2 separate regions of the Homo sapiens genome follow, and region 1 is linked to region 2. The links are chromatin loops, found by intact Hi-C in ENCODE. Cell type or tissue: gastrocnemius medialis. All regions are shown on one strand. Each heading gives the region's core, and the rest is flanking DNA. Links, peaks and the distances in the headings are about the cores only.

Region 1 (14,789 bases), core at 3,925-8,924, 63 kb after region 2:
GTGGGGTGGTAGAGATTTGAGCTGAGAAGACACAAGTGCCTCACCAAAACTCGTGGGAGTATTTTGTTCTCAGGGGTGACTGAGCAAGCCATTTCCTCTTGACCCAGCTTAGCTCAACCCTTCAAAGGACCAGAGAATGGTATGTGTGTCTCTTTCTCTTTAAGCAAACTTTCCTTAGGGGAAAAGAAAAAGCCATGCCACAAGGCAGAAGAAAGTCGCAGGAATGAGGCTGTGCGGCCAGGCCTCGCGGCCACCCACCGGCTTGTGAGTGGGAAGCAGTGGGATTTCCTCCCGGGCAAACCGACCCACCCCCCACCCCCCCGAAGCGGGCCAGAGAGGTGTCCTCCGTGGGTCAGGAAGGGTCGACGCCCCCTCCTTCCCTCAGCCGCCTCCCTGCAGCATCCGGCGCCCCCATCCCCCTGCCCGCCAGATTCTGCGGAGTCTGCGAAACAAAACCGCCATTGTTTCCAGCCGGGCTGCTCAGGAAAAACAACAGGTTTTTCCACTTTGGGGCCTTTGTAGATGTGGATGCTCCGCATGCTTCTCCTCCGCTGCAGAAGGCTGTGGTCTTCTGTTCATTTCGTCAGGAAATACTCTGGGAACTCTCCAGGGCCACGGCAGCTGGGGGCCCTTCCAGCCTCCAAACTTAGGGGTTCCCTGGGACCCCAGAATCCCTATGAGCCCCAGGATCTCCCAACCTGACAGCCACCCCCAGGCACCGCGCTCTTTCTCCTCCCAAGATGCCTCTCCTCTGCGTCTCACCCCCACCTGCACTCACACGAATGTCCCAGGGTCTCCACACACCGTGGCCCCCAAGCGGCCTCCCCAAAGTCCAGGCGCTGATCCCTCCTTCCAGGGAGAGACCCCTGACCCTGGGGTGGGGGGCTCCAGGCTCCGCCGAAGACCCTCCTGGACATCTGAGCAGCAGAGCTGATGTCTTACTCCTAGAACACAAGCCCCATCAGGACATTTACAGATTTACATATTTTTTCTGTAAATCTAAAACTGTTTTAGAATAAAAAGTCACTTTTTTTGTTTTTTTTGTTTTTTTTTTTGTTTTTTTGTTTCGAGACGGAGTCTCACTCTGTCACCCAGGCTGGAGTGCAGTGGTAAGATCTTGGCTCACTGAAACCTCCGCCTCCCGGGTTCACGTGATTTTCCTGCCTCAGCCTCCTGAGTGGCTGGGATTACAGGCGCACACCACCATGCCCTGCTAGTTTTTTTTTTTTGTATTTTAGTAGAGACAGGGTTTTACCATATTGGTCAGGCTGGTCTCACACTCCTGACCTCAAATGATCCTCCCACCTCGGCCTCCCAAAGTGCTGGGATGACAGGCGTGAGCCACCGTGCCCGGCCAAAAAGTCGCTTTAAAAAGCATTTGGCTGAATGAGGGAACGAGTGTTTCCACAATATGACACGATGTCAGGCTCAGCCTAAGGCCTTGGACTGAGCAGGTTTTGATGAGCTCTGGGCCCCTGGCCACGGTTGCATCTCCGGCCGTCAGGCCTAAGCCTCGCTCTGGGGACTGTCTAGAGTGGTAGGTGCCGGTCTGGGTGCACACACGTGTCCCTTGTGTTTGCTGCTGGGAGGACGCCGCTCTCACAAATTTTGAGAAATTGGCTGGGTTTAGGAGAGTGGAGAGGCCTTACTCTTTTACAAAACTGCTTGATTTTTGACGTTCTTCTCAGTCATGCTCAGCGGCTCCCTGTTGACTAGGATATAGAGCTAAATGCCGTCATTTCTTTTCTCCATGATCAAATCTCAAACCCATCTGTACTGGCCCCAGAGATATCAGATCCTAATCCCTGGGACCTGTGAATGCTACTTTACACGGAAAAAAAGGGTCTCTGCAGATGTGATTGAACTGAGGATCTTGAGATGGAAAGATTGTTCTGAACCATGGTGGGGCGGCGTCTGATGTCATCAGGAGGTCCCGATAAGAGGGAACAGAAAGAAGTTTAAGACACGGAGAAAAGGAGGAGGCTGCGTGGCCACGGACGCAGACACTGGTGTGATGCAGCCATGACCAAAATGCCTGCAGCCCCAGGAAGACAGAAACACGGCGGGGAGGATCAAGTGAAAATGGGGAGCCCGGGCCAGCGTCTGGGGGTCTTGGAGCCTGACGGGGGCTTCCTGGTTGACAGCTGGGATGGGGTCCAGAGAGGCTCGAGCATGCTGCGACTACCCCAGGAGGCAATCAGCGATCTCACGCATGGTGCGCGGGACACAGGTGGGCCCTTCTGGGGCCTCAGCTGCTGATGCGGGTGGGAGAGGAAGGAGCCCGCCTTTGAGGGAGGCAAAGTGTGCAGAGAGAAACACTTCGAGGTTCCTTTTCCTTGTGAGAAAAGCCCTGGGTGCCACCGCCCCTCACACGGCACCACCTGCCCCTCCCTGTGGCAGAGGCTGTCCCCATTCCATTTTGGGCTGGGGGAGGCTTGTGGTCCAAGGCTAAGGGGTAAGTACATGTGCCCCAGCCCTGGAATGCACAGTAGGTCATGCCCCCCGCTGAGGAATTGCCAGAGGCAGGGGACTTGTCTGATGTCACAGCTGGCCTCACCCAGTTCTGCTGACGGATGGGCAGCCACAGGACCCCAAGTCCTGAAGCTTTGGGAAGTATGAGCCTGTCCTCTAGAAGGGCAGGTCCTGGCCTTTGTAAAGAGCTCATTTTGGTGGATTGAGAACCTGTAGAAGTGAAATTAATGAGCTGAAAGTGACACCTGCCTTTGACACAGAAAGTCCACCAGCCGCTCCTCCCCCAGCCCTACCACAGGGCAAGTTCTTGGCCCTGTGCAGGTCTGTCTCGGGTGGGGGCTGCCTCGGTTAACTCCCCTTCCCGTGGCTGTGGGGAGAGGCAGGGAGCAGCTGTAGAAACCAAGAATTCCGTCTGGATCTTCAGGGTGAAGGCTGTTTGCTGGCTGTTCCCTGCTGGTGGCACAGAGGGCTTCTGTGGATGAGGACTCGGAGGCCCCCTCTCTGAGCCCAAGGAAGGCCTCACACCCCAGTGAACCACAGAACAGGGGCCACGGCACTGCACTGGCTGAAGCTCCGGCCTCCTCTCCCTCCCACCATCTGTGCGGGATGGCTGGCTCATCCCAAATCAACTTCCTGGAGCTTTCCGAGGCCGATCTGTGAGTGACAACCAGGTGAGCTGCAGGCTGCACCGACATTTCCACCTCACTCAGCCTTCTGGATTGTAGAGACTATGTCTGCACTCAGCATTAGCGAAGGAATTGGATTCTTGGGATTGGGGGAATCGGAGGGAAGAGGCCTTTTCCATCCCGGTGGTAGCAGAAGTGGAAATCTGTGCTGGAAATAAAACACCCTGAAATAACAGAAGAACTGGACATACTCCAGAGGGTTTTGAAGAAACCATCCCAGAGCAAGAAGGCAGGCTGGCTGCTCAAAGAGCCAAGGGGTGGGGCATTTGAACTGCAGTTCAGTGACTGGAGAGGGGCCATTTGGGGCAGTGGCTTCCAAACCAAGTGGCTGGGCTTTGGTGGATGGGGAGCAGTCCATCATAAGCTACAGTTTGCAGGTCACGGATGGCTGCAAATTTCCTCCACGGCCGGAGGAAGATGGGCCCTTCCATGGGGCTGTCTAGGGCTCCGGGGCAGCTCTGGAAAAGACAGCCATGAACTTGGCCACGGGCAGGAGCCTGCAGAGTCCCAGCAGAGACCCCACCACCTGGGGGGCAGAGGCTCCCTATTGGGGTCCCCTCCTGGGGTCCTGGATCCCCACAGACCAAGCACAGGCCGACAATTTCCCTGCCCTCACGCATCTTGGAAGGCTTGGTGCTGGGCAGGGCCAGGGATGCTTCAGTGAGTTCTAAACATTCTCAGTGGATCAAAGATTCTCATAAACAGAGGCCTAAGTGCTTACATGGAAATTCCCAGTGGTTTATCTTGGGAATTAGTTAAGTGCAATAAAACAGGCTTCTGGCAGATCTGCGTCCTGTGGTGGCGTGACCCCCACACAGCCTCCTACGGACGAGCTCTGACCCACTTGAGTGGGGCTGGGCTCCCTCTCAGTGGAGGAGCACGTTTCATTAGGGACAGCTGGGGATCGTTCGCAGAAATGCAGGCGTGGCCCCCGGGAGAAGCAGACCTGTGAAAATCCGGACTTTGAACATGGAAGTAAAAAACAAGCTCTGTATGAGAACTAGGAGTCTCCAGGGATTCGTGTCTGAGTTCCTCTCTGCGAAGGAGCTTGCTGGCACTGGTCTGTCCGACCCCGGGGTTTACAGAGACTCAGGTTCCCAGACGATACTGCGTCTCCATGGCGTCCAGCGAAATGCCTCCCCCACCCCACCCAGTGGTTGGGCCTGTGGGGTAGAAAACGAACTGGGGGATTGGGATTCACTGGTGTACTCAACAGATGCATACGAGGCCCCTGTTGCAGGCTGGGCTCTGCCAGGCCGCTGTAGTACGCCGAGGTGAGTCCTCTGTGAATCGGGAATGCCCGCTCCCAGTGTCTGCCCAGAAAGCTGCACTTGTCCTGGGCCGCTCGCGGGAAGAGGTCACCCAGCAGGGAGATGTTCTGTGCCAACGTGTGCGGGGCCCCAAGGAGACAGAGGGAGGGGCAGGCGTGTGGGCCATGGTGGGGTTGGTTGGCTGAGGGCATGGGGTGCCCATGTGGGCAAGTCCCTGGGACCTCCTGAGGAGGGTGGATTGGGACTTTGCCGAGAGGCTCAGAAGGGGTCAAGGGTGCAGTGGGCAGCTCAAGCCTCCCTTTTCCGAGGGGTTCAGAGTCGCCAGAGGACCCGTAGCCCCTTGCAGCAGCAGCAGTGGCAGATGGACAGACTTTGTGGGAAGGGCCCTGCAGACACCGCCTCTCCCATCCCAGAGGTGCCTGTGAGGCAGAGGAGGAGAGGAGGCCTGCTGAGAACAAACCCTGGGTCCCCCACCTCCGAGACTGATGCACCGGGCAGAGGCCACCTTCCTGCCTCCTTGCTGGGGCATCTTCCCCTTCCTGCTGACCTGTGTGGCCATGAGACCCCGGGCTGGGCTGACCAGAGCCCTGGAACAAGCTCACAGAAAGCGCTTCTCCACTTCCCAGGGAGCCTCCTGCCCACACCAGCCTCCCTGTGGCAGGCCCAGTGTCCACGCCACATGCACTCATGGAGCTCGGCCCCTGGGAGACTTACTCCCCACCCCCCAGGACCTGCTCCTGGCACCAAGCTGGCCACAGGGGCCACGTCCTCTGCATGTAGCAGGCCTCAGGGACGGCCCTGCCCACAAGGTCACTCTGCTCCTGGGTCCTCAGGCCCCTTTGCTTCCAGGAGGAGCTTGTCCTTCCTCCTCCCACACCAAAACCCACAGAGAGGAGCGGACGCCCCGTGGCTCCTGCCCTGCCCTAGGCTGGCCACCCCTCATGCAGCTCAACTCCCACGTATTCCTGGGGCCGGGGCAGGCCAGCCCTGATGCCCACCTTCCTCTCTCCCATGGCCCCCTTTGAGGTGAGCCAGCCCTGTCTCCAAGCCTGGGGTGCTGTAGAGATGCCTCCTCCTGTCTGCTGGCTCCAGGACTGTCCCCTGCTCTGCCCCCGCCCCAGCCTCCCCACCTATGCATGTTCACAGCCCCATGGCACCTCCCAATACCTGCTGAGCTCAGCCCTGGCCCCTCATCCCAGCCCCATCTTCCTCCCACATCGTCCTCCCCAGCACCACCGCCTGACCCCTGCATGGCCAGAGGAAACACACCTTTGTCCGGCCTCCCAGCCCAGCCACAACTCAAGCTCAGCACAGGTCGCCGCTCCCCCGAGCCCCTCCCAGTCTGGTCCTGCTCGTCCCATACCTGCTGGGCTTTGGCGCAACCCTAGGCTGCCTGGCCACACGGCCCCCCGCCTTGCACCCTCACACCAGGCACAGGCAGTACTTCTCAGATGCTCACTGGGCTGCTTTCCAGTGGGTCTGGGGGCTCCTGAGGGTGACTGTGGCCTCTCCCCCACGTCCTTCCTGTCCTCATCCAGGGAGCGGGCACACAGGACTGACTGCGGTTCTGTGCTCAGCAAGGGAGACGCCCATTTTCTTCGAGGATTTCCTCTGGCGCTGACCTACTAGATGCGTGAGGTCAAGGGACGGGGGCAGGGCAGAGGAGTTCAGGTTTCAGCAGCTGCCACTCCACCCTCGTCCTGTCAGGGACACCTCGGGCCAAGGCGCTGTCTGGATTTTAGCCAGCAATGGGGAGTCCCGCTCTGCCCTGGCCACCGCCCACTGTCTCGTGTGAGTGAGTCACCGGCTGCTTCAGCTCCCTCCTCCTCCAGGGGTGACTTCACCCAGTCGGCTCTCACTGACCAAGAAAGGGATCCAAGAAATCAGGGGTGTGGAGGCAGGAGGCCAGGGGCCTTCCTGGGACCCCTCAGGAGGTTCCCCTAGCACCACTCGCAGGCAGAACAGCCCAGCCTCACCCCGAGGGCTGCGGGAGGTGCTGCTAGAAAATCACTTGGGGCTTCCTTTTGGCCTCCCAGTGAGTCATGAGGGCTGCGGCACAGAGGGGCAGGGGGACATCCAGGAGGGCTGGGTGCTCCTGCTGCTGTCCTGGGAGGGGGCACGTCAGTGTCCAGCGGGGCCGGGTGCATCCAGTAAAGGAGTGCGTGCAGCGTGTGGCATCTGAGCAAAGCTGGAGTCACACCGTGTGGCTGGGGACCGCAAACTCCTCACTCAGCTCCCCCCAGCCTCAATGTTCCCGTCTGTGAAGTGGGGCACAGGAAACCCGCCCATCCTGGGTCACAGGGTGCTGGAGGAGCAGACGGGAGTGGGTTGTGCCCTGCGAAACTCTGCACCTCGGGAGGTGGCACGTCTCTCCCGCAGCCTCACTGGGGTGTGTGTGGCCCAACCTGGGGATCCCCGCCGGCTTCTCCACTCCCTTGGCTGCTTCCAGGCTCAGCAGAGGTGGTTTCTGTCCTTCGGTTTGGATGAAGGTGGTTGGCTCAGCGGAGACCATCTTTCTCTGGTAAATGGGAACAGAGGCCCAGAGGGGATGGGATTGGCCCAAAGTCGCACATGACGGGCCCTGACTGCCCGGCCAGCTCCCCACCCCCAACAAGCTTGAGCTGCCACCCCTAAGTGCCAGGCTTCCTGGAGGGCCCCTGCCCAGGCAGCAGGCCTGAGCTCCATGGGGATGGTGGCCTGTGCCCTCCGACAGACACGGGGTTGGCCACTACTGAGGGTCAGCAGCGTGTGAGGCTGGCTGGTCACTGTGAGGCTCAGGAGGGCAGGGGGCCCAGGCCTCCATGGAATACAGGGCCACTGGGAGGCCGGGTTCACGCTGCAGGGACAGCAGTACTGGAGCTATGGGGGGACTTGGGGCCACTGGGAGGCCAGGTCCACGCTGACCACAGGGATGGCACTGCTGGAGCTACAGGGAGGTTGCTGGGGCCGCTCTGGCTGAGCTCCCAGGTGCCAGGCCCCAGGCTCCAGGAGACAGCACGGCCTGTTGTGCACACGAAGGAACCAGGAGCAGGGAAGGTCACTCGTGTCCTCGGGGTCTCACGGTTGCTGGGGTATGTTCAAGTCAAAATAAAAATGTAGAGGCGAATTTCCAAGTTTAACGTTTTATTTGGGAAGAAAGGATTGCATCTTGGGGCATATGTGCCGACCAGGTAAATGGTGGAGGTTGGAGAAGCAGTAGAAGGTTGGTGGTTTTACAAGAAAGGAGAAGGTTACCTATTGCTCTTTGAGAAAGTTCACTGGCGCTGGGAAAGTTCTGAGGACCTGGGACGTGCTGGTCAGTGTGACAGCTGTGAGCAGAATTCCTTCTGGAGTTGGAGCAAGTGACCTCAGCAGCTGTGGATAAAACTGGTCCCAGGTGACAAAAGGCAGTTTCAGCAGCTGGACTTGCAGAGAATTCCATTCTTGGAGCAGTGTTGTGCCCTGAGTACTTTTCCCCTGCCTTCCGAAGGCAGTTTTAGTTGGTGTGACAAGAATGACACACTTTGTATGATCAGTGTTTATAGGTGTGAGCTTGGTGGTGGGGGCATCCTCTGCAAACTCATCCCAGCCATAACCAGGGGGTCCTGGAGCAGCAGCCCCCGCCAAGGCCTCGGGAACTGGATTCCAGGCGCTCCGGGTGCCCGGCAAGAGGACCTGGGTGTCCGTGGGTCAGGACTCTGGAGCTCACTCTATCTGCCTTCTCCCTGCGGCTCACACTGGCCGGTGGCACCCTCCATTGGCGCCCTCACTCTCTGCATGTGGTCTGTCCGTGTCACTCATCTGCCCCTGTCACTTTGGCTTATTTATACCTTGCTGCCGAGGGCTTGCTCCTGACCGTGGCTGCCATGGAGCCCCACCTCCACCCGTCACCACATCGATTCTTTCCCTGTGGCCCCGTTTAAGTGCCCCAGGGAGGAATCTGGCCCAGTGCCTTCTTGCCCAGCCTCATTTCAGTGCCAGTCGCGAAAGCCCAGGGATTGTCTGCCCGGGAGCCCGGCGCACACCCCTGGACACAGAAGTGCTGTCCGTTCAGACGTGGTAAGGAGGGGTCCGGGGGCCAGCTCTGCTCATCTCCTCATGCCCAGGGCTGGCCCACCATGGGCACAGAGCAGCGCATGGTCAGTGAGGCTGGAAATAAAGAGCCTACTTTTCCCGGCTGAGCTGAGTCCCTTTTGGTTCCAAATGGATTCTGTGTTCCTCCCTCTGGGGCAGGCTGGCCTGGCAGGAGGTCACCACACAGGGCCCCCAGGTGTGGAGTGGGTCCCTGGGGGATAAGGGCTGAGTGGAAATGGAGGGGAGGGTGCACCTGTTGGGGGATTGACTTACCCAAGTCCAGGAGGAGGCTGTGCTGGAGGCACGGGGTCAGCAGGGACACCGTGGCTGTTTGCAGGTCGGGCTGTTTGGGATAATGCAGCGATGAGTGTCCGGTATGTTTCACTTCACTCACATAGATTCCTTGGGGTGGCACTGCCAGGTCCTGAGTAAGCCGACCTTTCACCTTTTAACAGCACCAGCTGGCTTTCCAAAGCGGCTGAGCCATTTCCCATGCCCCCCGGCAGCAAGGGAACCGATTTCTCCACATTCTTACCGGCTCCTGCCATCCTCTGGGTTTTGATCAGGGTTATTCCAGCAGGTGTGCAGTGGGCTTCGATGCGCTTTTCCCCTCTTCATGGAGGTTGAGCTCCTTTGGATGTGTTTATTTGCCATTGACATGTCGTCTTTGGTGAAATGTCTATTCAAGTCTTTTCCCTATATTTTAAACATAAACTTTTTACTTTGGAAGAATTTTCTATTTCTAGGACAGTTGTGGCATGAGCCCTGCGTTCCCATGCCCCGTTGTCAGTCTCCCCCTCGCTGGTGTCTTAAGTCTCCATGGTGCATTTGGCTACCCTGAGAAGATGACGTTGGTCTGTACGTCAACAACATTGACTGACTACAAACAAATGTCAGACTTGGTTCTGATTTCAGTCATTTTTTCACCAACATCTCTGTTCTGTCCCAGGACCCCGTGTGACACTCCATCCCCAGGGCCTCCTCTCAACTGAGACCATTTCTCAGAATTTCCCTATTTTTGAGGACCTTGACAGTTTTGAAGAGGACCGGCTGAGTATTTTGTGGACTGTCCCTCAATTTGAGTTCTCCTGGCGTTTTTCTCCTGGGTAGAGCGAGATCCTGGGTTTTCAGGAAGAACATGCAGGGGTCAAGTGCTTGGTGCCTCACATCCCCGCAGGGGTTGGCACCGCCAGCAGGACGTGTGGCTGTCGACACTGACCTGGGCCGCTGGGCTGAGGTCACGCTTGTCACACTGCTCTACTCTGTTCTTTGGAAGCAAGTCACTAAGCCCGGGCCACCATAACATTTTTATTGAGGTAAGCCTGGGAGGGTGCCCCAGACACTCGCTTGAAGTACATCAAATGTTTTCTGTGTGGAAAATGCCCAGCCCGGCCCCCATGAGCTGTGGGATACCAGGCAGGTCACCTCCCCTCTGTGAGCCTCCCCTGAAGAGGGAGGGGATCCTTGGACATATAGAGCCCTGGGCCTGGGCAGTGACATCACATTTAGGCCCTTGGAAGGGCATGGAAGGTCACGGGCTGCCGGGAGGAGAGATGGTATTTCAGTTGACCTAGGAGGGCCTGGGCCATGCAGGGGCTGGGTGAGGGCTGGGTGTGCTGGGTCCCTCTGCTCAGCCCTCCCCTTTCTCACAGCCCAGTCTTTCCATGAGGAGCAGGTGAAGGCGGGGCAGGCAGGGCAGGCAGGAGCTGGGCTCCACACCAGTGGAACTGGGTTTGAGTCTTTCCACTTTCCACGGCCGGCTGGGGCAAGCTGCATAATTTCTCTGCGCCTTAGCTTCTTTCCCTGCAAAATAGGGATAAAAACTGCACCCAGGCGGCCTGGCCTGTGACAGGTGGGTGCACCCGGGCAGCCGGGCCTATGACAGGTGGGTGCACCCGGACGGCCGGGCCTACAGCAGGTGGGTGCACCCTGGTGGCCGGGCCTACAGCAGGTGGGTGCACCCTGGCGGCCGGGCCTGTGGCAGGTGGGTAGAACTGGTGTTTCCCACAGGAGATGAATATCACCCTGCAGCACATTCTTTTTCTTTTTCTTTTCTTTTTCCCAATCCTCATCTTTATTTTTATCTTTTGTCAACATCTTACTATGTGACTTTCCAAACACACGGACCTCTTAAGACCCCTGCACACACTGTGGGCCCCGCCTCCACCTGGGCTGCCCTGCTTCCTCCCACCATGTCTGTGTGGCATCCTCCCGCCCATCCTTACCGGGACGCTTGTTTAAATCACGTCTTTTGCACCTGCTGGTTGGTATTCTGCTCTCGGGAACTGCTGACCAATCCCCCCAGCACACAGTTGCTGGTTTTTCTGTCACCAGGATGGCCTTGTGAGTTGCTACTCTATTCCATGAGTTACAACCTCAGTGGCTTCTGATGGCTCCTGAGGTGGTCAGGAGTGTCCCCACCTTTTCTGAGTGTGTCTGACTTCCCGGCATAGATGCTCCAGGTGCACCCAGTCATTCTCCTGCCCACGCCCTGGACTCAGCCACTTCTCCATGGAGCCCCGGCTCCTTTAGAGCAGAGTGTTTTCTAGAAACCACCATCCAGGATCTAGGTTCGCGTCCTGCATTTCTAGGTGGTTGTGACATCAGCACTGCCTCCTGTAGACAGGGCAAGCCATCATCAGCTGGAGACTGGCATTCGTTAGTAGCTTTTTTTCTTCTTGGAGGTAAATTGCGCCTGCAGTGAAATGCCAAATCTTCATGGACCGGAATTCTGGCATGCATCCTCCTGGATGACCCCAAGCCCATGTGGGTAGAGAGAGGGTCTGGCCAGGGCCCTGCTCCCCACCCTGGGCCCAGGGGACTCCAGTTCCCTGACCTTCAGCCTCCCAGCCCTGCCACCCATCCTTCCCAAGGACGTTGAGGGTGAAGGGGAGGAGATCTGGTTGGCTGCTCACAAACCAGCTGGGCCTTTCAGCACCGTGAGCTGATGGCTGTGTGTGTCCATGTGGCCGGCCAGCTCGCCACGGTCCTGGACGCTCGCACCTGCTGCCTGGAGGGTATGGAAAATGGGGACAGTCAGAAGCTCAGGACAAGGCCGGACTCCACGTGGCTGCTCAGGGCCTGCTTATCATGCAGACTCCCTGGGCATTTGTGTGCATGCTTCTGTGCCTGAGCTTCCTGGACAGTGACGTTCCATCCGTCTGCAGCATACAAAACCAAAGGCTTTTACCATACTCGATGCTTCGCAGACTGTGCCCAGATTCCAAGTATCCAAAGCAATCATGCTCACTCCACGGGAAGATTCTCCAGGCTGCTTTCCTCTGCCTCTTGTTTTTCTCTTGGCTTTTGCCTTCTTCTCATTCCTCCTCTCCAGGAAGGAAAAGTCCGTCGCTGAACACTTCTGTGTGGTGTTCAAGGCTTTCTGTGGAGGGCTAACCGCCGAGAACTTCTGGGCTTTGAGATCAGTGCCGTTGGCTTGAGCCTCCACCCATTTATTCTATCATTTATTCATTCATTCATTCTTGTTTCCAGTTCAGGAACAGACAGTTCAGGTGTGGGTCCCCCGTCTCGGGGCTGGCATCCAGGCTGAGGATTCATGGCCGGTCCACATCCCAGCTCTGGAATCAGACAGGCCTGGGTTGGGATTCAGCTCAGTTGTTCACTGTGTGACTTGGAGTGAGTCACATTCCCTCTCTGAGCCTCAGGGGTCCTCCTCTATAAGAGGGGGATGGTAACAGAACCTGCCTTATAGGGTTGTTGAAAGGATTCAGTGAGATTCTGCACAGAATGTTCGAGCCCAGGCCTGGCTTCCGGGAGAGCATGGTGACGTTAGTCACCGTCATCATCTTTGTTGGTAATAACAGACCCTGCGGAAAAGCTATTGTGCAGAATTTGGACAAAGTACGTGGGAATGTGGCAACATGTGCAGCTGCTCTTCCCCAGGGAGGGGGTTAGGGCCGGGGCCGGGGCCAGAGGCAGCTTCGCAGACTATGAGGGTGATTTGTGAGAAGGTGGCCTAGGCTAGAACAGCCCAGACAGAGGCATGAAGTGTGGGGAGCCGTGTGAGTTCACAGTGGGCGGACTGGCTTCCAGGGCTGGGCTGCAAAGGTCTCAAAGGCCTCAGTAGGACGGCATGTGTGGCACGTGGAAAGGAAGCCGCCTGATGACGCTGCTTGCTCCCAACAGGGTCTGAGACTAGAGCATCCAGGGGGCCAGGCCCCAACAGCAGGAATCCCCACGGAGCTCAGAGCAGAGCTGCATGCAGGAATCAACAAAGGGTCAGAGCGAAGGTGAGGCAGGGGAGCTGAGTCACCACAGCAGGCAGGTCCAATGGAGACTAAGTAGGAACTGACCATCAAGAACTCAACAGACTTGGGAACAGACAGGGCTGGGGCACAGTGTCAGATTCTAGACATGGCAGGGCTCTCAGGGTGGGTGGATGGATGGTGGGTGGGTGGGTAGATGGATGAATTGTGGATAAATGGGTGGGTGGATGGATATATGAATGAGTGAGTGGATGGACAGATGGATGGATGGGCGTATGGCTAGATGAGTGGGTGGATGGATGAATTGTGGATAAATGGGTAGGTGCATGGATAGATGAGTGGTTGGGTAGTTGAATGGGTGGACAGACCAGATGGATGGATTTATGAGTGGGTGAATGAATGAATTGGGGATAAATAGGTGGGTAGATGGATAGGTAAATGGGTGGATGGATGAATAGATGAGTGGGTAGATGGATGAATTTTGGGTAAATGGGTAGGTGGATGGATAGACGAGTGGGTGGGTAGATGGATGGGTGGGTGGATGAATTGCGGGTTGTTAGATGGATGGATAAATGGATGTGTGGATGAGTAGATGGATGGATGAGAAGTAATGAATGGATATGTGGATAGACGAATGGGTGGGTGGATGGATGGGTGGGTGGGTGGGAGGATGGATGCATGCTGGGTGGTTAGATGGGTGGATGAATGAGTGGGTTGATGTAGATGGATGGATGGGTGGGTAGGTGGATGGATGGTGACTGGATGGATGAATGGTGGATAAATGGTGTGGATGGTTGTATGCTGGGTGGTGAGATAGATGAATGAACAGGGGGGTGTATGGATAGATGAGTGGATAGATGAATGAACAGGTGGGTGTATGGATGGACGAGTGGATAGATGAATGAACAGGTGGGTGTATGGGTAGACGAGTGGACAGATGAATGAACGGGTGGGTGTATGGATAGACGAGTGGACGGATGGATGAACGGGTGGGTGTGTGGATAGACGAGTGGACGGATGGATGAACGGGTGGGTGTGTGGATAGACGAGTGGACGGATGGATGAACGGGTGGGTGTGTGGATAGACGAGTGGACGGGTGGATGAATGGGTGGGTGTGTGGATAGACGAGTGGACGGATGGATGAACGGGTGGGTGTGTGGATAGACGAGTGGACGGATGGATGAACGGGTGTGTGTGTGGATAGACGAGTGGACGGATGGATGAACGGGTGGGTGTGTGGATAGACGAGTGGACGGATGGATGAACGGGTGGGTGTGTGGATAGACGAGTGGACGGGTGGATGAACGGGTGGGTGTGTGGATAGACGAGTGGACGGATGGATGAACGGGTGGGTGTGTGGATAGACGAGTGGACGGATGGATGAACGGGTGGGTGTGTGGATAGATGAGTGGACGGATGGATGAACGGGTGGGTGTGTGGATAGACGAGTGGACGGATGGATGAATGGGTAGGTGTGTGGATAGACGAGTGGACGGATGGATGAATGGGTGGGTGTATGGACAGACGAGTGGATAGATGGATGAACAGTGGATAAATGGGTGGATGGATAGATAGACTGGTGGGTAGGTGGACAGGCAGGCACATGGCTGGATGAGTGAGTGGGTGGATGGATAGCTGGATAGATGGATGGATGGGTGAGTGAATGGATACATGAATGAAGTTGCCAGTTGAAGCCACTTGCTGCAATCCTGTGTGGTGTTATGCTAGGAAAAGAATGACCTTCAGAGGAAAACAGTCATGGTTCTGTCCCTCACAACCACATTACTCTGCAGTAGTTCCTCAATAATATCCATCCAACAAAGGATTTTTATATAGAACTTATTTTACAAAGTCGTGCACATGAAAAGACGCACAATATCACTAATCATTGGGAAATGCAAATCAAAACCACACTGACATACCACCTCACGCCCATTAAGATAATTACCATAAAACACAAAGCTAAACCAGAAAATAACATGTGTTGGCAAGGACGTAGGGACGCTGGAACCCTCCTGCACGGTTGGTGGGAATGTAAATGGCACCGCATCTGTGGAAGACGGTATGGAAGTTCCTGAAA
Region 2 (14,789 bases), core at 4,801-9,800:
TTCACGGTCAGCATGAGAACACACGTTCTATTAACAGCAAAATTCTCGTTGATAAAAATGCAGATGAAATTGCATGCAGGAAGGAAGACCTCCGGAATGGCTCCTAAATGCAACATCTCACAGGCCCTCTGTAATCAGAACAGTGTGAATTACGCCAATTACACTAGGACAGGGAGGCCCCTTGTGGGAACATGGCACCAGCCGGGACCCCAACAACTGCTCCCCACAGAGGGTATTTAGGTTCTTTTTTTCTTTCTTTTTTATTTTTTTGACTTGAAGAAATCTCTGTAAATTGAATCTCAGAAATGCTGGAAGAATCCCAAATGTGGTTTATAGAAACAGTTGGAAGTAGTCCAACTTAATTCCAGATTGCCTGCATTTTTTTTTTTTTTTTTTACATCTGTGAAATCAAAACCAGACAGAATGCTGTATTAAAATGCGGTGCCTAATGGTGATTTTTCCCATGGCCAATGTAACGAGTCTGAACTCTTAGTTTCCCTGTTTATCTTGGAGTGTCTGAAATCACATTGACTGCCCTCTCCTCCTCCTGCGCTGTTGTCTCTTTTTCCCCAGCAGGGTCTCAGGAAAGGGGCCTGGGAAGAAAAGCGGGTAGGCAGGGGCTTTCCTGGGATGCATCCCGGGCCCTGTCTTTCACACCAGCCTCCTGGCTCCCCTGCTCCCCAGTTCTCCTCCCATAACCCCATCTCCACTTTGGAGCTCAGGGCCTGGCCCTAAGCTGATTCACGCAGTTTCCAAGCAAACAACAAGCTTTGCCACCTCTGTGCCTCTGCCAGTGCCGTGACCCCTGCCTGGGGTGCCCTTCCTTGCTGCCCTGGACAACTCCTCCTTTCCTTCCAAGGTCCAGATCACGTCTCACCTCTCCTGTGACACCCCAACACCTCCTCTCCCCCAGAGCACCACAGGCTGCTCCCTCCCCGGACCGAGCACCCGTGTAACTGTGCATCTCACTTGGGTAGCATCTAGCACATCTTGGGGGACCATCTGCTGTCTCCTTAGTGTCTGTGTAGACCTGGGGTGTCGTACTATCATCCTGGGGGCCTGGACTGCTGCCTGGAGGGTTCTGAGGCTGTGCCTGGCCTAGTGGGGCATGGGCTGCTTAATGACATCTTACAGCATGCAGGAAGGGCGAAGTGCAGCTCCTGGATGGGCTGTTGCCATGGTCTGGCCCCCATGGTGCTCAGACTTGCCAGAGCATCTGAATCTCTGGGAGTCCTGTTCAACCTGGGTCCCCAGGCACCACTGCCAGGGATTCTGAGACAGGAGGTCTGGGATGCCCCAGAACTTGCATATCAAACAAACTCTCAGGGATGGCCAGTGCCACGGGTCTCCAGGCTGGGAACATGGATCCCAGTCCAGGCTAGCTGCCTCTGTAGCCCTCGGGAGCCCATTAGAAATGCAGACCCTCCCCCTGCCCAGATCCACTGCACGAGAATCTACATGTCTACGAGATTCCGGGGGCACCTGTCTGTGGAGTTTGAGGAGCACAGCCTTAGATGCTAGTCCCCGGTGTGGGCACCATGCACCACTCCTTCTGCATTTGTGTCACTACCTGCTTCTGCACGTAGGAGGCACCTCAAATGCCATTTAGAATGGATGCTCAGTAAGCCAAATGTGGCCTCCTTTTTCCCTTTTGGAAAGGAAGGTCCTTCTTTCTCAAACCTTGTGTCTAGAATGTTCCCCAATGAGGGGAGGATGTCTCACTAAAAACACTGAAAGGACATTGCTTATACACTGGCCTTCTGTAGAGAGCCTCTGGAGCCTCGAGGAAGTGTAGCTCCTAACGCAGTCGGCTGCACTGACTCAATTATACATCTATTGGACCTTCGCAAGTGCAGAGCTGCCACTGTCACTTCTGATCGTAACAACCCAAATGCATGTCTCCAGATAGCACCAGAAGTAAGAGCTGGAGGGATAAGGATGGTAATGCTTGGGTGTCAGCCCCACAGAGGAGAAGGGGAGCAAAGGTCTGATGGGGGGATGTGACGGTTCTTCCCAACCGGGGTCTCTGATGGGGGGATGTGATGGTTCTTCCCAGCTGGGGTCTCTCATGGTCTCTCTCTGACTGGAGTTGGGGAAGGATATTTGGACACCTGGACATGCGTGTCTGCATGCCCCTGGGATGTGCTCTCTAGAAAAGCACTAGGCACGTTCATTTATCCACCATTCCACATGCACTTATTGTGCTCCTACTGTATGCCAGGCACGAGGTTGGGTGCTGGGGAAATGCTCCTATGGGGGAATTGTTTTCTGTGCTAATTGTTGCCATAGAAAAAGGCACAGGCTGGGCACAGTGCCTCACACCTGTAATCCCAGCACTTTGGGAGGCCGAGGTGGGTGGATCGCCTGAGGTCAGGAGTTGGAGACCAGCCTGACCAACATGATGAAACTGTCTCTACTAAAAATACAAAAAATTAGCTGGGCATGGTGGCAGGCACCTGTAATCCCAAGTACTTGGGAGGCTGAGGCAGGAGAATCGCTTGAACCCAGGAGGTAGAGGTTGCAGTGAGCCGAGATTGCACCACTGCACTCCAGCCTGGGTGACAGAGTGGGACTGTGTCGGAAAAAAAAAAAAAAAGAAAAGAAAAGGAAAGAAAAGAAAAGAAAAACGCACAGAAATTTTAACCAACCAGGAGGCAACCAGACTCTGGGGAACTTTCAAGATCCTTATCACAATTTCCCACCCCACCCACCCTGTTACTTCCTCTACTTTTCTCTCTCTTGTTGTCTTGTCTTGACCCTTTGTGCTGCAAAATGGGTACCCATACATGGGGCTGGGGGCTTTAGACCAGTGGATGGGTCTCAGTCCACACAAACAGCTAATCTGGATACACGAGGCCAAAACCTTCTCATTTTTCTGGGCAACTTTTTTTCCTGGCCCAAAATGTTTTGATTGTTGTTAACTCACAGGAGTGGGGTAGACCATTAAGGCTAATTTCAGGCCCAATATTGTCATTTTTAGAGGAGAAAAGTGGAAACCCTGGGCACTTGCCTGGGTAGTGGCTGAACCAGAGGTGACACCTTGCTCAGTCCCAGCACAGCCCCACCATGCACCCGGCACCACACCAGGCACTCACCCTCTTATACAACAGGACAGGTGGCGTGTTTGTGAAACTAGTGGAGGTTTGTGTTCAGGAGGTGGAGGAGGGAGGACAGGAAGGAGAGGGAGAAGAGCATGCACTGGAGAAGTAAATCCAGGGATCACACACAGCCACGTCCTCACAATGCATGCTTGAGATCAGTGTTTGTACTAAGGGCAATGGGGAGCTATTGAAGACTCCAGGCTGGAAGCAACACAGGCAAGAGTGTGTCTTAGAAGCATCTCTGTTGCATTTGGTAGGCTGAGATAGAGGCTAAGCTGAGGCTGTTGGAGAACTCAACAGCGGAGGGTGTTGGCTTGAACTAAGGAAGTATGTTGTGTAAACGGGAGTGCTGTGACCTGTTGCAGTCTTACTTTCCCACTGACTTCTATGGAGTATCAGTTTCCTGTTGCCTCTGTAACACACTGCCACAAACTGGACTTTAGAACAATAGATGTTCATCATCGCTCTTCCCAGGAGTGTCCGGAGGGAACCAGCCCCTGCCAACACCTGGACCTTAGGACCTCTGACCTCCAGAACTGGGAGAGACTAGATGTGTGTGGTTGGAAGCCTCTAAGTCAGTGGTCATTTGTTATAGCAGTGCTAGGGGCACTAGGAAACAATTACCAGAGGCAAGAGACAAAGTCTTATTAGCTACCCTCCTCTGAAGGACAGAAAGGAAAATATGAGACCAGGAGGGTGTTGAGAGCCAAGTGGATTGAAGTGAAGGCTTGGGGCTCCTTGTGGATTTTGTTTGTGTGGGTTATTTTGTTCCCAGGAGTCTCAGGCTGTGTAGCCAAATGCAGTCTGCAGTTCTACTCTTTCCTTTCTTTGAAAGCAAACAGCCTCTTTTGGAAGAGTGAAGGGCACCCGAGGTTCCAGCTGGGGCTGGCCCAGGCCACGGAGCTCTCAGAATGCGTACAGCGCAGACAGCACCCTGCAGTTGGGTGGGTGCTGGCTTTGAGGTCTGGAGATCTAGATGCCCACAAGGTGCCCCTGGCAAGTGGGGGCTGCAAAGGCATCACCCACCCCACTGGGCTGGGGCAGAGAAATAGACATGATGCATCTGATGAGCTCGGAAAACATTTCTAATGTATTTATTTTTTGTGGTTCGGCTACAGAAGAGAATAAGAAAGGGCTGAAGGGGATGAATGAACAAGAGCAGGAGAAGGACTGCCCTGAGGGCAGGAGGAAAGGGTGTGAATCGGGATAGAAGTCAGAACCCCACCAGCTTCTTGCCTGGGAACCAATTGCTGGAGCTGCTTCCTTCCTTCGTTCATTCCTGCTTTCTTCACTCCTTCATTCCCTGAACATCAGACATGGTCATAGGCCCTGCTGAGAATTAAAACAGAACAATGAACAAGTCCCACTCTCAGAACGCAGGCAGAGGTGAAATGTTCGGTGGGCTATGGTGATGGCTTTGGAGATTTACTGGTAGCTTCTGTGGGGTTACTCTGGCTGGGGACCCCAGGGGCCTGCTATGGACAGAATTGTCTCCCTCTCAAATTTGTATATTGAAGTCCTAACACCCAGCGTGATGGTATTTGGAGGGGGGGACTTTGGAGGGTGATTGAGTTTAGATGAGGCCATGAAGCTGGGACCCCATGATGGGATTGGTGTCCTTACAAGGAGAGGAAGAGGCTGGAGCTCCTTCTCTCACCTTGTGAGGACACTGTGGGAAGCCACCTGCAAGTCAGGAAGGGCCCTCATCAGAAGCCAAGTCAGCCATACCTTGATCTTGGAATTCCAGCCTCCAGAACTATGAGAAACAAATTCCTCTTGTTGAAACCATGCAGCCTCAGCTGGTGGAAGCGTTCGGGGTGAGCATGGCTCCTGCAGGGAGATGGAGCAGGGACATTGTGTCAGGTCTAAGGCTGCTGGTAGAGCCTCAGCTTCCTTTCCTTGGCACTCACCAGGCCATGCTGGGAAAGAAGTCTGAGCCAGGTAGTTCGGAAAACACCCCCTTGGTAACTCTTTTGGGAAACGGAGACAGACATCAAGGTCTTATCCACTTTGTGCAGGAAGATGACATGCGGTAATAAGGAAAAGAAAATGGGAGGTCCTCTGTCTCATGGAATTTGGGGTCACAAGTGTCTGTACAACACCTTACTGGGTCTCAACTCCCAGCTTCTCAGGAACAAGAGACAAAGAATATAGGTCAGCAGAGCAGAGCCCGAGGGGCTGGTCCACAGTCCAAGTCACACATGATGAGGACAGTATTGAGAGTCATCACATGATGATGGCAGTGATGGTGGTAGTGATGATGGTGGTGATGGTGATGATGGTGGTGATAAAGGTGCCACCGGCGTCGCCGCCGGCGTCACTACCGGCGCCATCATCCTCATCATCATCACCATCATCACTATGACCATCATCACCATTACCTCCATCATCACCACCATCACCACATCATCATCATCACCACCACCATCATCACCACCACCATCATCACCATCATTACCATCATTGTCATCACCACCACCACCACCATCACCACCACCACCATCACCACCACCACCACCATCACCACCACCATCACTATCATTACCATCATCATCATCACCACCATCATCACCACCATCATTACCATCATTGTCATCACCACCACGGCCATCATCGTCATCCAGGTCCCGTCATTACTATCATCGTCATCACCACCGTCTTCTCCTGCTTCTTCTCCATCATTATCATTGCTGCTGTCACCACCATGATTATCATCATCATCATCATCTCCATTGTTCTCATCCTTCTTCTCCTCCATGTGCCTCTATGTCTTCCCATACCTTTAACATGGGTTCCATGACTCCTTAGCATGGCTGCCATCATCATGTGGATGTGGATGGTGGTGGTGGTGATGATGGTGGTGATGGTGGTGATGATAAGGATGATGATATTGATTATGAGAGTTGTCTTAGTCCATCTGGGTTGCTTTAACAAAATACTATAAATTGGAGGCCAAGCATGGTGGCTCACACCTGTAATCCCAGCACTTCGGAAGGCTGAGGCTGGAGGATCACTTTAGGCCAGGAGTTCGAGATTAGCCTGGGCACTACACAGGAGGATCCATATCTCTACAGAACATTTTAAAATTAGCTGGGTGTGGTGGTGTGCACCTGCAGTCTCAGTTACTCAGGAGGCTGAAGTAGGAGGATTGCTTGAGCCCAGGAGGTTGAGGCTGCAGTGAGCAATGATCTCACCACTGTGCTCCAGCCTGGGTGGCAGAGCGAGACCCTGTCTCTAAAAAAAACCAAAAAAACCCATAAATTAGGTGGCTTATAAACAACAGAAGTTCCTTTCTCATAGTTCTGGAGGCTGGGAAGTCCAAGATTAACTTATCAGTAGAGTCAGTGTCTGGTGAGGCCCATTTCCTCATAGATGGTTATCTTACTGCGCCCTCACATGGCGGAAGGGGTAAGGGGGCTTTCTAGGGCCTCTTATAAAGCACGAATCCCATTAATGAGGGCTCTGCTTCTTAACTTCATCACCTCTCGAAGGCCCCACCTCCTAATCCCATCACTTTGAGGTTAAGGATTTCAACAAATGAATGTGGAGGGACACAAACACTCAGGCCCCAGCGTGGCCCAGCACCTGCAGAATGTGGCTTGGTGCAATCACTCTTTAAGCTCCCGCCCCTGGTTACTTGGTTTATTCCCCCCTCCGCCACACAAACCTCCAAGGCTGGGCTACTGATCATCCTCTTCCTACAGACGAGAGACTGCAGGCCTGGAGATGACACAGCCTGCTCAGGCCACACGGCCTGCAGGTGGCACTGCACTGCAGCAGCCGGGGACGGGCCCCACGTCCTCAGTGCCCTGTGATGTCATTTCAGTGTCGGAGCAGGGAGGGACCTGCTTGTTTTAGAGAAGGGGGTTCACCTGGGACACCCCTGAGCTTTGTCCCAAGCCTCAACAAGCCACTCACTTCCCACTTGGGAGTAGTTTCTCTGCACGCACCAGGCAGTGGGACCAGGGAAGAAATCGCGTCCACTAAGTGGTGTCGTCTGCCTGCAAGACCTGCACAGCTCCCAGGCCTATGGCTTTGGGCACCAGGTGCTGCGCCAGCGTCTGGAAATGATTAATTCCTGGGCACACCTGCTGTGTGCCCAGCCCTGGGGCTGAGGACGGAGCCCTTTCCTGCCATCATGGAGCCTGCATTGCACGGGGTGAGATGCGTGATAGAAGGACATATCCCACATCACGTGCACTGAAGACAAAGCTGTGAAAGGATAGAGTGTGGGGAGGGGCTTCTGTCTCAGATGTGGAGGTCAGGGACGTCCTCCCCAGCGGGTGACTTTGGAGCAGGGGCCTGAGGGACGTGGGCAGCCCGGCAGACCCCTCATTACATGTGTTAAAGCCTCCTCCGGTGGGGGGCTGGGCAGAGGCTATTGCAGTTGTCCAAACTTCCTGCAATGGCAGAACATTCTAGATCCGCACTGTCCAGTAAGGTGGCCACGAGTCACACGTGACTGTCGAGCTCTGGAAATGCAGCTGGTGCAGCTAAGGAGCTGAATTTTAAATTGTATTTAATTCTTGTCACTTTAAATGTAAATGTCTACCCATGGCTAGCAGTGACAGGGCAGGCCCACCTGGCCTTGGCGAAGCAGGTGAGTGCTGGAGTGTGTACTTTGAGGCTGACGGGTTTCTTGATGGATGGGTGGCGAGCAGAATGGGTTTTTAGCTGGCCAGGCCTTGGAGTTGTGAAACCTGGACTTTGTTTTATGGTGGTTCTGTGGTCTTGGACAGAGTTCACAACCTCACCAACTCTCTGTTTATTAAAAAGAGAGCGATGGCTCTGCTGGTCACGCCGGGACGTTGCAAGGCACAAATGCAGCAGACGTGAGCCTGTGTGTGGCTCACATTGGGTCAGCATTAGCCCCGCAAGCCACCCGAGGCGAGGGCCCCTGGCAACTCCAGGGCGGCTGCTTGACAAGGCGCTGCTGCCGCCTCATGTTCTCTGTTACCTGGCTTGGGGTCTTCTGGGCTCTGCAGGCCATGTTTGAGGTGGGTTGTGACCCAGTGCTCCAGTCTGACCCTCGACCCTCCCCCAAATCCCACCAGGGTTCCCATTCCACCGTGACCTGGCAGGAGATGTCAGACCGCAGCTGAGGGCCCTGCTGGTTTCCTACGAGGAGGCTGCAGATGGGAATGAGGACCTCACGGTCAAGGGCGTGGACACCTCCCGCCTGACAGATGACACATTTGTGAGTGGGTCCCCAGAGGTCTGCCCTGGCACCTGACAACCCCGGGAGGCAGGAACAGGTTAGAGCCAACTGTGGAGCTCATCAGAGAGGTGACTTTCAGTACCAAAAGGGTGTTTTCCAAGGGAAATCCTGCCGCACAGGGCAAATGAAAGCAGGTCAGGGCTCACCAGTCACTGCAGAATCCGCCGGCCCACATGTCCCTGGTCTTCAGAGGTGGGAACAGCCAGCTGGGAAGGAATCCACCTGCCCCCATGGCCTGTGGATCTGAGGACTCCTCTCCCACCTCCTGTGCCAACCATTGTTTGGTGAAGGCGCCCTTGCTCCCAGCCCGCTCTCCTCTGACATTCTTTGGTGAACATCCCATCTCCTTTTCTCCAGAACCAGCCGGCTCAGACCACCCACATATTTTACAGTTACTGGGCTTCTATGTTCCACAGAGGGTGCTTGGCTGGGGGGACAGGGGAGGGGACAGAGCCTCAGGCCAGGTGCAGGGAGGACGGTGCTGGCCATAGGGCTGGGGCAGCCTCAGGTCACACCACCATTCCAGCACTCTCTGTGTGGCTCCAGGGACTCAGCGTCGCCACCTGGGAGTTGGGATGGGGGCTCAGGCAGAGGCGCTGGTTCGTTGTCCCACAGATCAAGCCTCTCTGAGTCCTCGGCTGTCTTGGTGGAGACTCCAAAGGTGAGGCCGGACTGCATGTCCCATGACCCTTCTCCACCGGGCAGGGCCAAGGACCCTGCAGCAAGGGCCCTTCATGCCGGGCTCACCACCCTGTTCCCTCCATGACCTCGCCAAAAGCCTCCCGCTCCCACCCCCGGCTTTGGGACGGTCAAACAGGTGAGGGCTGGGGGTCCTGCCCCGGGGGGAGGATGACAGGCGACGGGAGGAGTGCCTGGCATGGCCGAAGAGAACACGGCAGTGGGGTGTGTGTCAGCAGCAGTGGCACAGCCAAACCCCGGCAGGCTTCATGCAGAAGGCGGCATCTGGGGAGAAGTTAAAAGCTGAGCAGGAGCCAGCGGGTGAAGTGGGAAACGGAGAAAGGGCTATAGCCTGTGCCCAGCTCTCCCTGTCAGCCTGAGATGAGGGACATCTTTTGTGTCCGGGCACTGCCTGGGTTGCTTGGACAGAAGCCTCAGAGCTGGAAGGAGCTGAGAAACCACAAGCTCCAATGCTCACGCCCCATAGGGGACCGAGGAACCGCAGAAGGGACCGCACCTGCCCGGTGGCCAGCAACGGAAGGACGGCAGGGAGCGAACACACTCCAGCCCCTACGGTCTCTCCGCTCTCCCAGCTGAGCTGTCTTCCCCGGAGGCCGGGCTGCAACCCGAGAAGGCGCCGCGCCATCGGCCCTCACCCTGCTCCGCCTAAGCTGCTGCTTTTCCTCTGCAAATGCCCTGGGCTGGACGTCAAACCACAGTCAGGTAGGGGCGGCCCAGACCAGGGACCAGCAGCTGGTTCCCTCTGCCTGGTCTCACTTCTAAAGCCACTGGAAGAGGAAACACATAAAATGTGACTTTGCAGAGGAATTCCAATAAACAAGATGTGTTTCCAAGTCTTCTGAGGCTGCCGAGACTGAGTAGCTGCGTGTGAGCAGCCACAACTCCTCTGTTGTCCTCCTGCAAAGTGTCCCCGCCCTCCCACTCAGGTCGCGTTCCTCCGGCCGCCCCCGGCTGCTCCCGCCACAGGAGACTGGACGGTGGGCTCTGGCCTTGGGGACCTCCGGCCCTGCCTGCAGCAGGCCCCAGTGTGTGTGGGCGAGAGGGCCGGGCCAGCTGACTCCTGTCTTTCTTTGGGACCACGTCATCAAGCGGGCTGGAGCCAGAGGCTGGGCCCCTCTGTGTCCCGGGGATCCTCACCCCCCAGGTCCCCAGTGCTGTCCTTGTCACCACTGAACGGCAGTTTCTCCCCACCCCGTGCTTCAGTTTACCTGTCCGGACCAGGGGTGGCAACCTCTTTTCCAGAACGGGGCAGAAGGTGAATGCAGTTCACTCTAGTTCTCTGCATTGTGTCTTCTTTTTAAAGAAAATAACCCTTTACAAATGAAGGGTTGGCCGGGTGCAGTGGCTCACGCCTGTAATCCCAGCACTTTAAAAAGGTCAAGGCAGGTGGATCACCTGAGGTCAGGAGTTCGAGACCAGCCTGGCCAACATGGTGAAACCCCATCTCTACTACAAATACAAAAATTAGCCAGGCGTGGTGGTAGGCACCTGTAATCCCAGCTACTTGGGAGGCTAAGGCAGGAGAATCACTTGAACCTGGGAGGTGGAGGTTGCAGTGAGCCGAGATTGCGCCACTGCACTCCAGCCTGAGTGAGAGAGTGAGACTCTGCCTCATAAATAAATTAAAGGAAAAAAAAAATGAAAACAAAGGGTTAAAACACCACTCTCAGCGTGGAGGCTGGGCACAGACAGCTGTGGCTGCCGGCAGTCCTGCAGCCCTGGAGTGGACTGTGGGGTGAGGCTGCACCTGCCCAGGGGTCTCCGGGTGTCCCTGCAACTCCATCTTGAGCAGGCCCTTACATGCCAGTGCCTGGCGTTGCTCGTGTTGGCCTGTGGTTTACAGATAAGGAAACTGAGGCTGGGAAGGGCCAGAAGTTCCCTAAGGCGCCGGCTGCTGGCAGGGGTGGGGGAGCTCTGAACCCTATCATTTGTGTGCTCACAATGATAACCCACAGGTGGTGGGGGCCGTGGTGTCTCTTGATGGCCTGGGGCTCCCATGTGGGCCCACCCTGCTGGGTCCAGGGTGTCCTCCTGTTCCTCCTCCCTTTTTGCCTGGAGGAGACTCCTCCACTAACTCTGAGGTTCTAGTGACTTCCTGCCGTGCTCCCCCCAGGAGTAGCCATGTTTCCACAGCCACCCCACGGGCAGTGGCCAGAGTGGCTGGAATGCCAGGTTCAGCATCTGTGGTGTGAGGCATGGACACAGCACCTGCGAATCCGTGTTGGCTGTCATTCCTATTAACCAGTTATAACAAGGATCACACACCTTGTTCCCCACACCAGTCATGTGGTGGCTGCACTGTGAGGCAGACACCAACCTTGCATTTTCCACGTACAGAAGTGGCTGAACACAGCCCAGGAGCTTGCCCAAAGCTGCAGGAGGCTGCTCTGGCTCGGGCTCAGGACCGGGGGTGCTTAGAGTGAGGCTCTGGCTGTCCTGCCCGCCTGTGGGTCCTAAAGTCCTCTCATTGCCATTCCAGGTGCCCCCGTGGATAAGCTGCACCCACCTATCCCCAGGAGCACAGCCAGCACCTCTCAGGTGCGCCCCTGAGGTGTCTGTGGCACCTGTCTCTTATCCATCATCATTCTCCCAGGCAGACCCAGGGCGGGGCAGATGCTGGCTCTGGCACCGCAGGAAGCACATCTGGTCCAAGGCATCTCAGAACCTGAGGCTCCGGGGTGTAGAATGGACTTTGAGTTTCTGGAAGAGACCTTAGGAAACGTTGTGTCTGCATTTCCAGGTGGCCGGTTGGTGGTGGGGGCGCCTCACTCCTCACCCTGTGCAGCATCCTCAGCCTCTGCCTGCATCTCTTGAGTCTGCTCTGGGTCAGCACTGGGGGTGAGGAGGTGATGAGGGGCAGCGGCAGGGGCCGGGGGTCAAGAGCCCCAGAGGGGAGGCCAGGCCAGGTCCCGGCAGCCCAGGTGAGATGAGGGCCTCGTGGTGGCCTTGAGGGCTGGAGGTGAGGGAAGGGCCCTGAGCCGGGTGCCACGGCCGACGCCCTGTCCTTTGCCGTGACAGTCTCTGTGCAGTGCAGGCAGCCCCCACCGAATCCAGGTACAGTGCTCAGTGACAAGCGTAGGGAGAGTGGTCAAATCGGAGCAGGGGCAGGGGACGTGAGTCAGGCTGAAAAGAAGAAGCTCAGAGCAGGAAGGGCAGAGGGGCCGGGAAGGGCAGGTCTGAAGCTCGGAGTGGGAAGGGCAGACGGGCTGGGAAGAGCAGGTCTGAAGCTCGGAGTGGGAGGGGCAGAGGCGGTGAAGGGTGAGTCCGGAGCAGCCTCTAGTTGCCCAGGTGCTCGGAGAGTGAGGAACCCCCCAGGGAGGGAGGAGCCCCCAACCCACAGGGCTGCAGCCTTGGACACGGCCAAGACCCGGGCCTAGGAAGAATGGGGTCCTCAGGGCTCAGGTGGGTTACTCATCCGCCCGCTCTGTGCCCAGGGCCCTCCCCCACCACCGTCAGCGAGTCCGCACACAGGTGCCTGGGGTTGTCACCTGAGGGCCGCGCCTGCCTCCTCTCCTGATCCCACAGCAGCCCAGGAAGCAGGGCCCCGTGTGAGCTCCCGGAGCTGCGGCATCAAAACACTACAAATGACGGTGGGGGCGGGGACGGGGCGGGGGTGGAGGCAGGAGCTGGGGGCCAAAGCCGTGGAACTCACTCCCTCTCAGCCTGGAGACCAAAATCCAGGTGTCTCAGGGCCATGCTGCCTCGGGGGTCTCCCGGGGATCCTTCCTGCCTCTTCCAGCTCCTGGTGGCTCCAGGTGTCCTTGGCTTGTGGCCATGCCACTCCAGTCCCACCTCATCCTCACATGGCCTCTGCTCTGTGTCTCTCCCTGTGTGTGTGTGTATCTCTGTGTCTCTCGCTTTATAAAGACAATGGTCATTGGATTTAGGGCCCACCCTACTCCAGCACGACCTCATCTTGACTAATTACATCTGCAAAGAGCCCATTTCCAACCAAGCGACACTCACACAGGTCGGGGGTAGGACTCGGACACAACTCAATCCATAGCAAGTGTGGGTTTTGAAATAGAATCTTAAAGAAGTCCCTCATAAGCCCCAGAGAGCAGCTGGAGGTGCCCCATGAACCCCACAGAGTGGCCAGAGGTGTCTCATAACCCCATAGAGCAGCCGGAGCTGCCCCATAACCCCATAGAGCAGCAGGAGGTGCCCCGTAACCCCATAGAGCAGCGGGAGGCGCCCCGTAACCCCATAGAGCAGCCGTAGGTGCCCCGTAACCTCATAGAGCAGCTGGAGATGCCCCATAAGCCACATAGAGCTGCTAGGGTGCCCCAGGCCTTGTCTCTGTTTTTCTGGGCATCCTGGGAACTGGGCAGAGTGGGATCGTGACACCCGTGGACCAGGAGAGATTCTGGGAAGCCCCTGCCGTTCTGTTTCCCACTTCTTTCAGGCCACTTGGCCAGCACCGCTAGGCCCTCCTCGTCCCTCTTCGTGGAAAACCATGCAGAGGGAGGCAGGTAGAGAAGAGAAAAGATGTCTGACTTCAAGCTTCTAAAGGATTTTCTCCGACAGGAGGAAGAGATACTTTTCAAAATGGTTGTGAGCCGCCTTGGCCAGAACGCAGGAGGACCCTGTTAAGAGGAAATCAGGCACAAGGCGCCCACACAGCCAGGGTGGGAGGGCATTCCAGGATGGTCACAGCTGTCTCCGCTGTGGTCTCAAATGACTTTGCTTGGCCTTCTGGAATCTAAAGGGTCCTGGAGTGGGGTGTTCACTGGATTTGCTGCCGAGAAGTCTGCAGCTTTTCACTGTCACTCTTGAGACCTGGATCCTTCAGACGTGGAAAAGGGAGTGATTGCTCTGAAAGTTCCAGTTTGGGTGCTGGCGACCGGCCTCCAGGCATCTAGGAAGTCGGAGAGCACAGTGCTGGGGACCTTCCATAGAAACCCAAGTGTGCGCCAGCTGCAGGATTTATAATGTAAAAATCAGTGCTCGCGTTAAGGGGCAGCGCCGAGGGAGCAGAGCCTGCGTCCATCGCCATTGTGTTCCAGGCCTCCTTCTGTGAGGTGCCCCTACCAGCAGCTTGCATTCCCTGTACCCCGATATTTCACTGCAGATGTTACTGGAAGCCCTCTGCCACAGGAATCCTCAGGAGCTGATTATTTTAGGAAAGTAAATGGAGAATGAGGAAAATAATATCCGAACACATGACCTCAATTCGCAACGGAGATGTTTCCCGGCAGAACATCGGCTTCGTAGAACCACCTGATTATGTCCCGGCTTCCTCGAAGGGTTTTTTAGGAGCCTCCTGAGGCACAGCAGGGCTTCGAGGAGGCTCCTAAAGGGTACAGGAGCACTTTGCAGGGCCGTACCCAGAAACCCCGTTCTAGGCAGAGTTCCCCATTTGGGCTGTGTTTTGAGAAGGCATTTTTAAGGATTCTAATCCTGTATTCAAACATCATTAAGAGCCTAACATCAACCTCATAGTTTTTTCCTGAACATTCAGCTTAAGGGGCTGAGCTCCAGCGTGGCAATCCTGAAAGTGGAATGAACAGTCTTGGGGTGATGCTAGAATTCTCTATAAAAACGCACACAAGCAAAGAGAGGGCCTGGGGCTCGTCCGGCAGTAACAGCAGCACAGTACAAGGCACGGATGCGGAACCGGCTCCCAAACCCCGTGCCTCACTGTCCCTGGTGTAGTGACAAGGTGTCAGAGATGCGCGATCATTTCAGACGTTTTCTATGGGGAGGAAGCTGGGTTTTCTGAGCAGTCATGGGGGGTGAGTGATGTGTGTGAGGACTCGCACAGGCCAGAA

Evidence for each region. Peaks named below come from ENCODE experiments on the same cell type or tissue, not always from the same donor. Only the 100,000 strongest peaks of a DNase experiment are listed, where the experiment ranks them.
Region 1: a loop joins it to region 2, with 9 times the contacts of the local background. A loop is called at or near these places in 2 of 110 quality-filtered maps.

The regions. Positions count from the first base shown.
Region 1 is chr16:29,284,927-29,299,715 of GRCh38, forward strand. LOC105371159 (a long non-coding RNA gene) reads right to left here and starts at 9,252. Exons shown (of 3, transcript XR_007065044.1): 1 at 8,756-9,252; 2 at 5,889-7,795; 3 at 1-3,306. RefSeq lists enhancers at 1-594, 595-1,387, 1,741-2,347, 2,348-2,953 and a silencer at 1-129. In gastrocnemius medialis, for the core only: no CTCF peak of the experiment used is centred there; DNase peaks (open chromatin) are centred at 4,005, 6,165, 6,795, 8,175 and 1 weaker place; H3K4me3 peaks cover 382 bases; H3K27ac peaks cover 2,773 bases.
Region 2 is chr16:29,221,415-29,236,203 of GRCh38, forward strand. LOC102723708 (a long non-coding RNA gene) reads right to left here and starts at 7,109. Exons shown (of 2, transcript NR_188602.1): 1 at 6,769-7,109; 2 at 4,169-4,433. RefSeq lists enhancers at 1-97, 405-905 and a silencer at 8,166-8,357. In gastrocnemius medialis, for the core only: CTCF peaks have their summits at 6,868 (motif pointing right) and 7,068; no DNase peak of the experiment used is centred there.